Regions from separate parts of the Mus musculus genome. Here region 1 is linked to region 2. Evidence: chromatin contacts called from ENCODE Hi-C data. All regions are on one chromosome and are shown on one strand. The core of a region is the stretch at or near the end of the contact, and the rest is flanking DNA. Distances in the headings are between cores, read along the strand shown. Region 1 has its middle 360 kb from the start of Gm25387. Region 2 holds the start of Vrk2 (vaccinia related kinase 2).

Region 1 (7,281 bases), core at 3,203-5,702, 370 kb after region 2:
TTCTTTTTTTTTTTTTTAGATATTTTCTTTATTTACATTTCAAATGTTATCACCTTTCCTAGTTTTCCTTTCCGAAAATCCCCTCCCCACCTCCCTGCTCCCCAACCCACCCACTCCCGCTTCCAGGCTCTGGCATTCCCCTATACTGGTGCATAGAACCTTCACAAGACCAAGGGCCTCTCCTCCCATTGATCACTGACTAGGCCATTCTTGGGTACATATGCAGCTAGAGACACTAGTCCCACCATGTGTTTTCTTTGATTGGTGGTTTAGTCCCAGGGAACTCTGGACTCACTGGTTAGTTCATATTGTTGTTCCTCCTATGGGGTTACAAACCCCTTCAGCTCCTTGGGTATTTCTCTAGCTCCTTCATTGAGAACACTGTGCTCTGACCAATGGATCACTGTGAGCATCCACTTCTATATTTGCCAGGCACTGGCAGAGCCTCTCAGGAGACAGTTATATCAGGCTTCTGTCAGAAAAATCTTGTTGGCATCTGCAATAGTGTCTGGGTTTGGTGGTTATTTATGGGATGGATCCCCAGGTGGGGCAGCTTCTGGATGGTCATTCCTTCAGCCTCTACTCCACACTTTGTCTCTGTAACTCCTTCCATGGGTATTCTGTTCCCCCTTCTAAGAAGGATCGAAGTATTCACACTTTGGTCTTCCTTATTCTTGAGTTTCATGTGTTTTGCAAATTGGGTATTCTGAGTTTCTGGGCTAATTCCACTCATTAGTGCGTGCATATCATGTGTGTTCTTTTGTGATTGGGTTACCTCACTCAGGATGATATCCTCCAGATCCATCCATTTGTCTAAGAATTCCATAAATTTGTTGTTTTTAATAGCTGCGTAGTACTCCATTGTGTAAATGTACCACATTTTCTGTATCCATTCCTCTGTTGAGGAAGATCTGGGTTCTTTCCAACTTCTGGCTGTGATAAATAAGACTACTATGAATATAGTGGAGCATGTGTCCTTATTACAATTTGGAACATTTTCTGGGTATATACCGAGGAGAGGTATTGCTGGATCTTCCTGTAGTACTATGTCAGTTTTCTGAGGAACTGCCAAACTGATTCTAGAATGGTTGTACCAGATTGCAATCCCACCAGCAATGGAGGAGTGTTCTTTTTTCTCCACATCCTTGCCAGCATTTGCTGTCACCTGAGTTTTTGATCTTAGCCATTCTGATTGGTGTGAGGTAGAATCTCATGGTTGCTTTGATTTGTACTTCCCTGATGATTAAAGATGTTGAACTTTTTTTTAGGTGCTATTCAGCCATTCGGTATTCCTCAGTTGAGAATTCTTTGTTTAGCTCTCTACCCCATTTTTAATAAGGTTATTTTGTTTTCTGGAGTCCAACTTCTTGAGTTCTTTGCATATATTGGATGTTAGCCCCCTATCGGATTTAGAAGTAGTAAAGATCTTTTCCCAATCTGTTGGTGGCCTTTTGTCTTATTGACAGTGTCCTTTGCCTTACAGAAGCTTTGCAATTTTATAAGGTCCCATTTGTGGATTCTTGATCTTACAGCACAAGCCATTGCTGTTCTGTTCAGGAAGTTTTCCCCTGTGCTCATATCTTTGAGGCTCTTCCCCACTTTCTCCTCTGTATGTTACAGTGTCTCTGGTTTTATGTGGAGTTCCTTGATCCACTTAGACTTGAACTTTGTACAAGGACATAAGAATGGATTAATTTCCATTCTCCTAAACCTGATTAAAAAAAAAAACTTCAGTGAAGTATCTGGAAATAATATTAACCCAAACAAATCAGTGGTCTTCCTCTACACAAAGGATAAACTGAGAAAGAAATTAGGGAAACAGCACCCTTCACAATAGTCACAAATAATATAAAATACCTTGGTGTGATTCTAACTGAGGAAGTCAAAGATTTGTATGATAAGAACTTCAAGTCTCTGAAGTCCAATCCTCATGCATTGGCAGGATTAATATAGTAAAAATGGCTATCTTGCTGAAAGCAATCTAGAGATTCAATGCAATCCTCATCAAAATTCCAACTCAACTCTTCACAGAGTTAGAAAGAGCAATTTGCAAATTCATCTGGAATAACAAAAAAAATCTAGGATAGCAAATCTATTCTCAACAATAAAAGAACCTCTGGTGGAATCACCATGCCTGACCTCAAGCTGTACTACAGAGCAAGTGTGATAAGAAACAGCATGGTACTGGTACAGTGGCAGACAGGTAGATCAATGGAATAGAATTGGAGACCCAGAAATGAACCCACACTTCTATGGTCACTTGATCTTTGACAAAGGAGCTAAAACCATCTGGTGGAAAAAAGACAGCATTTTCAACAAATGGTGCAGGTTCAACTAGCATGTAGAAGAGTTCGAATTGACCCTCTCATCTTTCTTACTGACTGGGAGGCATGATCCGAAGTTTTTGGGATGCCGTATCCTCCAGCATTCTTGCTGCAAGTGACCTCAGAGCTGGATTGAATTGCAAACCATCCCCTTATTAATAAATATCCATTTTACAAGTTATATGTATTTAAGGCTTGCAAATTAGCATTTGATTTACAAGGTACCGTGATTATTGCCACCATCTTATGAATTATCTACCCCACCTGACATGTCACGTGGTAACTTTCCAGGGCTGGCAGCCTCTGGAAGCTTGAACACAGGAAAGGAATGCATTTTCCCTCAGAACTGAACACTGCACACTTGAAACTACCAAAATGGTGAAAAAAAAGGTAGTCTCTGTCTTCTCAAGCCAGCTGGTGTACAGTATCCATTTGTGGCAGCCCTAGGCAACACGATTATTCTTTCCTGGCTCTTCAACTAATTAAGTCCAGCAGCCATCAAGGACCTCCTAGGTCCAGGCAAGGGACCAACTCTGGAGACCGTTCTCCTTGACCTCATTACTGTTTTGAAGCCACCAGCCAGTGTGCTCGAGGACAGTAGACCCAGGCTCTGTTCACAGTGCCTAACACACTGTTGTGGGAAAAGACAGTGGACGTCTGGGGGACCCTCCCCTCTCAGAAATGATACATTCAGATATCACTTACTATGTATGTTCTTTTAACTTTTGTGATGCGAAAATTTTGAGATGCAAGTTCATTATTTATGAATATTCATAGAAAACTTGAACATTTTCCAAACTTGGCCTTTCATTTCTTATCAGCTAACCAAATAATTGATGTGTGTTCTTTTTCTGTAAGAGAATGTTCTCAAGATGTGTGACAGAAGTATTAAATTCATGAATTTTGAGGTTAATTTTGTCTCTGATGATTCAAAGGAGAAGAGAGTTAGCAATAGAGCAAAAATAATTCTCGGCTCTTATCTTTTACTTCTAGACACCTATGAGAGAAGAATGAAGTAATGCTTAGCAACGATTGGTCCATTACAGAGAAGAATCAGGACGTCTGAGGAGCATTTAGAAGCTTCAGAGAAAATACCACTTGGAGTCTGCTTCTGTAGAGCAGCAAAGCAGAGATGCTAGGGATAAAACAGAAACGGAACTGTAGAAAGGACCAACTCCAGAGCGTATTTACCACAGGTGACTGGAGAAGGCACCCGAAGCAGAGAAGTTACTCAAGAGCCTCACTGGGCAGGTGTCATCCTGGAGACAAAAGGACAGGCAAAAGACCTCAAGGGTCCTTGCTAGCCTTGGCGAGCTGGACCTCACCAAGCACAAGCAAGCAAACACACACCTTTCCCTCCATCTTTGGGTGTTTGTTTCCTTATGCACCTGTCATTTTATAAAACAAGGCGAGAAAATACGAATGCTTTTCTGTCATAGTCTGTTATTACAGGAGCAACTTCTAACCAGAAAGAAAAGTACTTCTCAGGCCTTCAGTGAGCTGCCTTCTCATGAACTCAGTCAGAAACACAAAGTGTTATATGTTCCTGTTCTCACCATCATGGGCACTGTCTTTCTCTTTCCCTCCACCCTATTCGTATCCATTTTCCACCCTATTCGTATCCATTTTTGTAGACCTCTTACTGAAACTATGCAAACAAACAAAAACAAAAACAAACAAAAACAAACGTTGTGGGGGCGGGGGAGTGTGCAAAGTGCATAGAAGAGAAAAGGGGAAAAGGAAAAGAAAAAGAGAAGAAAAGGAGAAAAGAAAAGAAAAGAAAAGAAAAGAAAAGGGGCCACTCTCCTGAAAAAAATAAAAAAAGGTAAAGGTGAGATTTCTGTCTTCTGGAATTTTTGCCCCCAGTAGTCGTCTGCTTCATCCTGTAAGGTACACAGTGATGGCCAAGCTCTCCGTGTAAATATGTCACCAGAGAAAGGACTCTTGCACCCAAAGAAAGGAAGCCTAGCAGGCAATGCTCAAACCTTGCTTGTTAGAGGGACGGAGGCCTTTGGGGGCTGTCCCTTTGTCTCTTGCCTTCTAGCTGCTTGGGCATGAAGAAACTGGACAAAGGGCCTGCACTGTGGTAGGGTGTGAACTCTTCAGGCGGCTGCTTTGAGCTTTAATTACCCTCCTAGCTTTCTGTCCAGACCTAGTTGGGCCCTGGGGCAGATTGCAGGGTAACACTGCCATCTAGCGGCCATTCTTGCCTGGTGAGCAGGAGTCTGTGCCCTCAGGCTGGCTCCTTGGCTCACATATTCTCTCTCTCTCTCTCTCTCTCTCTCTCTCTCTCTCTCTCTCTCTCTCTCTCTCTCTCTCTCTCTCTCTCTCTCTCTCTCTCCCTCCCTCCCTCCCTCCCTCTCTCCCTCCCTCCCTCTCTCACTCCCCCTTCTCTCTCTTCTCTCTCTCTCTCTCTCTCTCTCTCTCTCTCTTCTGGCACCCCTCTCTCTTTTCTCTCTCTCTTTTAAAAAAGGATTTTATCCCATCAAGGAAAAAAAAGAGCTGGCTCTTGGAAAACAACCAACTCTGTTGGAACTCGGAGATAATAATCAGTTTCTCTGGGCTTGTGAAATTGGCTCATTAAGCGTGCTTTTTAACAGAAAATATTGGAAGCGATTAAGTCTGCTTTACTGAGTGGGCATGAAATGGCCAACCTTCGGCCACCCACAGCTCCTAGGTGCCTGGCGCCGTTTTATGCATGCGGCGTAATGTCTTTACTTGAAGTGGTGTTTATTCATCACCTGCTTATTTATCTCTTCGCGTTTGGCAGGCACATCGATCAATGTTAAACTGTCACACAAGGTTATTTTTCTTTTACATAACAGTATAGGCCTAAGGTAGTGGCATATTAAAAGTAATAACTTTCTAACTTGTAGCTCAAGATGACAGCCCCATTTTTACCAGAATATATTACAGCACGGAATTCCTCATTCCATTCCCCCACTCCCACCCTACACTTTGGTACGACTCCGCCTCGCCTCTCCAAGGTCAAAGGCTTCCTTCTGCCTAGCTGGCCTCCCACTTTGCATACCACTCAGTTCTCTCTTCACCTCCAGTTATCTGCAGCTTTTAGGCTGATAAGCCCACAGTGAACATTCTGTCCACCTGATGTACACATCTCCTGGTCCCTGTCATGATGACATCTGCCCCTTTGCATAAAGATGCGTCTCAGGGAGCAAAGGGAAGCGAGAGAGGAACGCTCCTTTGTGGTGAAGGTTGTACTGGGCTATTTCCATGTCTGAAGCCATCTCAGTAGAGGTGGGGGAGCCTGTGCAGCTTTATTTTGCTTTCCAGTCACTGGAGATGACAACAGCAGTGACAAACCCTTGGTGTTGGGGGAGACAAACATGTATAAGAAGCTAGCACGGCTTTGAAGCAACCAGCATTGGCCCAGAGCTTTTAAGTTGGGTTGTCTCCCCCTCTGTCCTTTGGCTCTAGGTTCTTTTGTGTTGCCTTCAAACTCCTCCCAGTTTGTGATGCCTCTTTTCTTGGCCACAGGCCAAGCAAGCTTTCTTTGTACACGCAGTTTTTCTTCTCCTTTCTCCCCCTCCCAACCGCCACCCTATTCTAGCCTGAAAATGCCTACAGATAGAATATCAGATCTTTTTAGTTTCGAATTTCAAAGTGGCCCTTAGAATTCCTTCCTGCCCTTGATCTCTCTCCTTTTGGGCTTCAGCTCCTACTTGGACGCTGTTGCTAATTCTGCCTCTTGGACAGTGGCTTTCTGCTACAATGCTTTGATAATCTTGGGTACACAAGAAATAAATGTTCGAATAGTGGACATGGGTGTTGCACAACTACTCCTGTGATTCAAAATACCACACCCACTCTGATAGTGTGCCTTTGTGTGGACCAGAATAGCTCCCCTAGGAAATATGAGAAGGGTTCCAAGCGTGATTAAGAGAATATGACTCAATAGTCTACCAAAGTACCTACAAAGGAGGTTTGCATACTTGGCATTGAATTTGGCCCATCTCTTGGGTGACTTCTGCATTCCTGTGAATAAAAGATGCTAGAATACTGCTCTACGGGATTTATTTTATTATGGGTAGTAGAACCCTAGGAAAAAGGCACGTTCACTAAAAAGTGTGTGTATGTAGGGGGTGGGAGCCCATTCTGTGTCCTTTTTCCTAAGATCAATATTTGCATTAAAGTGGTTTAAATGTATGTGGCTTGGAGGCTGTCCATTCTTTCAGGCTGACCTGCTGCATTGATCAGGGCTAGTGATAGAGGGAGAAAGAGCAAATCAGGAGAGGAAAAGAGTTGAAAGTCGTTGCTATGGGGCCTGTGGAGATATGCTCTATGCAATGTGTGTGTGCCATTTACCTGGCAGCCTCAGAGCCTCTGCTTCCGGAGGGAAGGGAGAGGACACCCTTACTGCCTCCCCAAGATGGCTGTTTTGTCTTTCAAAAACTAACTGAAGGACTTTAGATTACTTTTCAGACTGAAATTTCAACAGTCAATAGAGCTCAGACCACACCTTGGACTCAGTCATTCTTTGAATTTCCCAAATTAATACTTAAGAGGTGTAGCTGTATGTAGATGTATTTATTTATTAAATATTGTGTTATAACCTTGACATATTAACCTTGACAATAGCCTTGACTTATTAAATAATAATTCATACCAGACATTTCTACATGCTCTACTGTAGCCCTGATTCTTTAAAGTGCTGTTTCAGTGGTCAACTGGATCCCATAGTCATAGCTGTTATCCACAGATGAGTTCTGAAGACTTTTTGACGGGTCAAGACTATGGGTGGAACTAGGTCTCCAAATCCAGAGTTCAGGGCACAGCACCCAGTGCTTGACCTTCATGTTGAGAAGTGCTGAGTTTGGAACTGTTTTCCTCTATTGGGATACGTTATCTAAGGAAATAGGCTTAGCATTGGTCCATGAGTGAAGAGACCTGCTGACAGTATAATGATGCCAGTGACAGAGGCTTTGGATATGTGGGT
Region 2 (6,864 bases), core at 1,992-4,491:
GTATATACTCCAAACCCAGTTGATTCTTTTCTAATCACCAATATTTTATTCATCAAACGTAGTCATTTTCGCCATCCCACCACAGCACTAAGATATTCCTAAATGGTCTCTTTAAATTCAGCATAATTTCTAAATATTTAGATGTAGTGTAGACGTACACCCACGCAAGGTCCCCTACCTATCATAAAGCACAGAGGGTAATCTGAATATCCACTTTGTCATTTTCCCAGGGAGAGCATAGCCAGTAAACTGCAGTCACACGAGAGAAGTTTGTTCACACCACATAAAAGATGCTTTCAGTCATTAACCTTAAGTCTAGGTAGAACCCTAGCGTTGCCTAGATAATAATTATTAGGAGTCAAAACGTAGAGAACAGAGCTACAGCACAGCAGGTAAAGGTGCTTTCTCCAGAAGTATGCCCACCTACCTGAGTTGGCATCCTAGAAACCACATAAAGGTGGGAGGATTGTCCCCTGACCACCACAGCTGCCCTGTGACATGTCCGACAGATATCATACATATAATATAGCAAATATTTTTTAAAAAGGATCACAAAATATTTATATTTATACAGCTGTTGTTTATAACATATAAAAATAAGTGGTTTCAGGAAAACAAGTTCTCAAAAAGAAAATTTGAATTCTGTCTGGCAGATTGTGCAATTATGCTCTGAAAAGACTTCTAAAACTTACTGGGGGAAAAAGAAGACAAACAGGGAACATGTTATGTCAGTTATGGTTTGAACCTAATGTTTAGTTAATGTACTAAACATTAACTATCTTCAAATTACTTTTTTAAAAAAAGAATCTATGAATTCTGTTATTTCAGTTAGCTCTTAAAATACCATTGTTACCATAGTTACAAAGATCACAGACGTAATTAGACTTGGCAATTTAGTCATACTTTACCTAAGTATATCAGTCCAAACCCTCCAGAGCCGATCATCTTGCCCAGTGCCCACCGGTTTCCTTCCATATCATCCAGAATTTTGCCTTCTGGGAGTGGAACCGGAAGCTTATATTTCTCTTTTCTTCTTGGTGCCATCACATCTATTGGCAGATGGATGAGATAAATAGTTAAAACTCTAGCATTGAAACTCATTTCTCCTAATGTCTTTCCCAGAATTAAGATTAGGATCCTGAAGTCAATTCCAACTGGATAAGCCATCCACAACATTCAAGTTAGAAATTCAGATACTTTGAAACCTAAGAGATACTGACATGTGTATGTATGTATGTATGTATATATATATGTAATAATATATACATAATATATGCAATACTCTTGTAGAGGATGATCTGGGTTCAGTTCCCAGTGCCCACATGGCAGCTTATAACTCTCTGTAACTCGAGCTCTGGGGCCTGATATATTTGACCTCTTCAACTGGCACCTGTATACACACACACAAAATTAAAAATTAAAAATAAATTTCTTAAAAATTAAAAATATCTACTGTGTTTCATTTAAATCAATACTTCAAAATTTCATGTAGGAGTTTATTAATATTTAGCAACACTATAGAATGTAATTAATTATCATTGTATAGAAATTAGCAAATGAGTAACGCGATTAATATATAATTAATAAATATTAGAAAAAATGCTTGAAATTAGATGTGAAAGTAACCATGGTCTTCTTAGTATTTCTAGACTAAAACAAAAACAAAAACAAATAAACAAAACCATGGTAAAGCAACTTTGGAATTACTTCATATAGTTTACAATCCACCTGAAAGGGGAGTCAGGGCAGGAACTCAAAGCAGCAATTGCAGGCAGGTACTGAAGCCACCATGGCAGACCCCCCTGCTCAATAGCTTGTCCTGCTCCGAACTGGATCAACCAGCTTGGCTTTCTTAAACAAACCAGGCCCAAGGGTGGCACTGCTGGCCTGGGCCCTCCCCCATCTATCACTCCAACAGATCCGCATCTGCCCCTGAGTAAATCTAATGGAGGTATTTTGCCACTTGAATTAAATTTCTGTGGCCTTCTTCTGGAATGTGGGATTCCTGTTATCTGTAGAGCTGTAATCTCTAAGGCAAAGCTGTTCTCACATTGATGGGAGTGGGTAAGAGGGAGGGTCAGAAAACCAGAGAGCCTGAACTAGTCAGTGTCCTGATAGGACAGGTTAGCTTGTCATGGAAATCCTTGCTCGTGGAAGTCATTCGCAGGTGTTTTGCTTGGTGGTGGTAAGACACTACCAAAGGTCAGATGCGACCTTTGAATTTAAAGCTGTACCCTTCCCCAGCCACTAACAGCCTCACATTAATCTCAACATTCAACATTTGTCCCTCTTCCCAGATGGCCCTGCATGGAGACAAGTTGATAACAACAGCAAAATCTAACCAGGACAAATGCTTTCGTGAAAATTATTCAAAAATACTGACAGGGTACAAAACGTTTCTCTTAAGCTACCCATCTATGCTTAAGTAGTTTTCCCTCCTTCGCTTACTGAACCCAGTGCCTCCGAGGCGGCTGAAACTCCACTCCAGTGGGCTGAACAGAGCCCGGAGGAGAGCGGGAAATCTAAACCAGGAACAACTGGGCCACCGAATTGAAGGAGGTTGTGATTCACCGGGTTCCCTCAACAGGGCGGTATGTTGGACACACGCGCCAAAGTTGCTGGCTAAAGTTGGCAAGTCTTCCTAGAACAACTTCTAAGCGGGGCAGCTAAAAGTTTGGGGACTCGGTGCTTCCGGGGTGACGCTCGCCCGGTTCAAACGCTCCCTCCCGGCCTTGAGCGGCGACCCCGTCCCGGGGATGGCAGTCCGGAGCTGTGCAGAAGCGCCGGCCGGTTTCCGGGATGAGTCGGTACCGGGTGCGGGGGCTGAAGCTGGGCCTGCAGCGGGCCGGGACAACGCCGCGGCCGCCCGCCGGGCACTGAGCGTCGGAGCCGGGGTGGAGGGAAGACTGACCTGCCGCCGGAGTCCCCACAGCGCTGGTCTCCTAAGGCCTCGCAGCCAGGTGGGCCTCTCCGGGCTCCTCCCAGGGGCCGGGCGAGCCTGTGGGCCGCCTCCCGGCAGCCAGCCCTGGGAGCCCCAGAGTCTGGCGGAGGCCGCCCAGTGGCAGAGGCCGCCCAGTGGCAGAGGCTGCAGCGGTGGAGGGGCGGTACCGAGAGAGAGGGTTAGAGTTTCCAAGCACCGGACCCTGCCAAGGCCTGTCTGAAGAGCCTGCAGATTAACCTGGGGGTAGTAAACTGGGCCAGCGCTTACAGAAGAACTGAACCCTTCCTGTACCAGTTCTGAGTACCAACCCCTTTCAAATTGCTCAGATCCTTACCAACAGCTCGCCCAGCCTCTAGGCATACCCAGACAGCCTTGTAACTGGGAGGGCCTGTATCTATCTGGGTGTGTCACTTGCAAGTGACTGCCCTAGGCCTAGTTCTGTCATTTAATACTTGGATAATGTTTAAAACGAAAGTTACTACATTTCTACGTTCCCATCTGTAAAATGGAAAACATAAGTTATTGAGTTTTAAGGTTACTATGACAGCTGAGAGAAATATGTTAAGTATATAGAAATTCTTTAAGGATACACAACTTACATTTTAGAGCAAACAAACAAATCTTTATAAAAAAGACTGTTCAAACAGCACTTTAGTTTCTTACCTAAAAACACTCAATAATTGTCCAGATGCAAATACTGAAAGAAAAACAGCCATTTTCTCTGCGAAGGCTAAAGTTATGTTTTAAGTTTTAGTTACTATACTTTAAGAGACCTATAAAACAGCCTGTCAGTGGTGGCACAAGCCTTTAATCCCAGCACTTGGGAGGCAGAGGCAGGTGGATTTCTGAGTTCGAGGCCAGCCTGAGTTCCAGGACAGCCAGGCTACACAGAGAAACCCTGTCTCGAAAAAAAAAAAAAAAAAAAAAAAAAAAAAAAGGAGAGAGAGACCTATAAAACAAACAAACAAACAAACAAACAAATCTCTAATTTGTAAGTCCCACTTGCTCAAGGTAACTTCTAGGAATGCTGGAGGCTGTTGTTCAAGAAAGATAACAAGCTTGCCCAAACTGCACAAGATCTGCTTAGTCACATGTAGGTGGGAAGTAAATGGGCAGGAAGAATGTTTGCCCTTGATTCCACAAAGGCAGAAAGTGCATACCCTTGTGGGATTTGCCTTCATAAGCCCCTGACAAATGCAATATGGTGCCATACTCTGGAATTCCTGGTGTAGACTTGGCCTGTGTCCATCATTCCTGGCCAGTATTTAATAAAGCTTGATTCAAGAGTGACTCAAATATCATGGTAGTAGCTTTATTCTTGCCTGATGGTATTAATTCTATTTGCTAAATTTGGTGTAATAAGGAAATAGGATTTTACCAAACTCCAAAAATGGTAAACAGCATGAGACTATTTCTTAAAAGAACGGCATGATTTGGGTATAAAAACATTTTTAAAATGAATTTTGTAGACAGGGGTGTAGCTTTATCGGTAGTGTCCCTCTGACCTGTAGGAAGCCCTCAATAAAATCCCCAGCATCACAGTCAGCTATTGAATGGATCCCAGGGTCCCCAATGGAGGAGCTAGAGAAAGCACCCAAGGAGCTAAAGGGAACTGCAACCCTATAGGTGGAACAACATTATGAACTAACCAGTACCCCGGAGCTCTTGTCTCTAGCTGCATATGTATCAAAAGATGGCCTAGTTGGCCATCACTGGAAAGAGAGGCCCATTGGACTTGCAAACTTTATATGCCCCAGTACAGGGGAATGCCAGGGCCAAAAAGGGGGAGTGGGTGGGTAGGGGAGTGGGGGGTGGGTATGGGGGACTTTTGGGATAGCATTGGAAATGTAAATGAGGAAAATACCTAATAAAAAATTTTTAAAAAATCCCCAGCATATAAAACAGCTCCATAGCACAGGCCTATGACCCAAAAACTTTTGAGGTGGAACACAAGGAAAGAGCTGAAGGTTATGGTCATCTTTCCTACATAGGAAGTTACTGTGTACAGAGAGTAAGGTGGATATGACAGGAACAGAGACAAGTGAGTCACTGAAGCTCATTGACCTACCACCCTTGATTTAGAGATGATACTCAGGTTCAGTGAGAGATCCTGTCTCAAATACACACACACACACACACACACACACACACACAGAGAGAGAGAGAGAGAGAGAGAGAGAGAGAGAGAGAACTAGAAAGATATCCAGTGTTGGAAAGGATGCAGAGGAAATGGAGTTTCATTCTACTGCTTATCCAGACAATTTGTCAGGCTCTGACTTAGCATATCCCATCTTGTCCATAGGAAACATATTCTAAGATTCCCAGGGAATATCTGAAACTCTAGATAGAACCAAACCTTACATATTCTGTAATACGTTTCTTTTTTAAGGTAAGGTCATCCTTGAGGCAAAATAACTTTTATTTTATCTGTAAAGAATTTTACTTATAAATTAGACATAGTCAGGTGTTAACCATAACTAATAATAGGTCAGTAATAAAGATAAATTACAAGGGATTTTATCATATGTGAATATGAATACATTAGTACATTTCTCTTGCTGTGATAAAAAAAATGTCCACGCCAACCTAAGGAAGAGAGAGTATATTTTTGGTTTATGGTTCCAGGGGAATAAGAGTCTATGGTGGTAGAACAACAAGATGGCAGCAGCTATGGCAGCAGGAACAGCAAGCTGAGAGCTCACATCTTGAACCACAAACAGAAAAGAAAAAGAGCCAACTGAAGATGGCAGAATGCCTTTTAATCTCCAGTGACATACTATACCAGGCAGGTGGTGCAAACCAAACCTCCCCAGACAGTGCCAGCAGTTGGAGGCCAAGTGTACAAATGCCTGAGACTGTCTGGGACATTTCTCATTCAAACTAATACAAAATATCTTATTGTACCATATTCACCCTGCTTGTGATAATATGGGGTGACACATGTCTATGTGATGAGACAAAATGAGGTGGATAGTATGGGACATGACATAGAAGAATGACATATTAATTTGAACGCAAGTTGTAATCCCTCAGTAGTCAATGTGAAAACCCTTGTGTTACTGAGTGACTGGCACAAGCAGAGTGTACAAAGTGAATATGTAAGACAAAAGAAGGGCTGAAGCTCTAAACATAACAGGACAAGACTCCATCACACAACTCAGTTTTGGAGTGTTCTATTTCATAGTACAGGATCATGGCTGATTGCAAGTAACTAACACTGTATAAGGTGAAATAACGTACCAGTGTGATACTACGTATGTGACCTCACATGCATGTTCCCAAACTTTTCATCAAGAGAAATGGTACTGAAGGGATAGCTCAATAGTTATGGGAACGTATATCTCTTGCGGAGGACCCAAGTTCCCAGTACCCACGCTGGGCAGCTCACACTGTCTGTAACTCCTGCTTCAAGGAATCTGAGTCTCTACAGACTACACTCACATGTTCACATATTCACACACAGCTATACATTTAGAAACACATAATTTAAAATAGAATAAATCCTTTGAAAAAGAGGAATGTAGTCCTATATCAACACAAAGGCATGAGTACCAATGTTGATTAGCAGCTGAATGCATAAAAGCTTCAAACTGTCATCAAATTCCCATCTCTTAGTGGGTGGATAAACTACATGGAACCTGGATCGTATATGATGAAATATCACCCAGCAACAAAAGGGAGCAAACCAGTCGTGGAAGTATCAAGCTGGACAGATGTAGCATGTCTCCTCCCACAGGAAAGGAAGGAGAGATAAGTGGAAGATGCCAGAACGTGGGCTGGGGAGACTCAGGAAGCTAAAGGAGCTTCCTGAATAAAATGTTTTCAGTTGTGCTTACATAATTATAACCTTGCCGAAATCCTAAACTTAAAATTGATCAATTATAAACCTGGTTTAAAAGAAATGTCAGAAGAACGGGATGGGC

The links. A loop is a pair of places that touch in the nucleus more often than their neighbours do.
Region 1: a loop to region 2 is called in a map of left cerebral cortex, with 3 times the contacts of the local background. The contact joins the enhancer-like site here to the promoter of Vrk2 in region 2. A Hi-C loop is called at or near these places in 3 of 37 maps with a recorded cell type or tissue (T-helper 2 cell and left cerebral cortex).

What each region holds. Positions count from the first base shown.
Region 1 is chr11:26,957,284-26,964,564 of GRCm38, forward strand. No RefSeq gene overlaps it. Among named protein-coding and RNA genes, the nearest start is that of Gm25387, 360 kb to the right of the region's middle. Within about 2 kb of position 4,453, at least 2 of the 3 ENCODE cell types and tissues checked have a DNase peak (open chromatin) inside an H3K27ac peak, as active enhancers do; they include left cerebral cortex, where a contact is called at or near this core.
Region 2 is chr11:26,590,679-26,597,542 of GRCm38, forward strand. Vrk2 (vaccinia related kinase 2) reads right to left here and starts at 3,242. Exons shown (of 13, transcript NM_027260.3): 1 at 2,912-3,242; 2 at 909-1,049. The coding sequence starts at 1,044.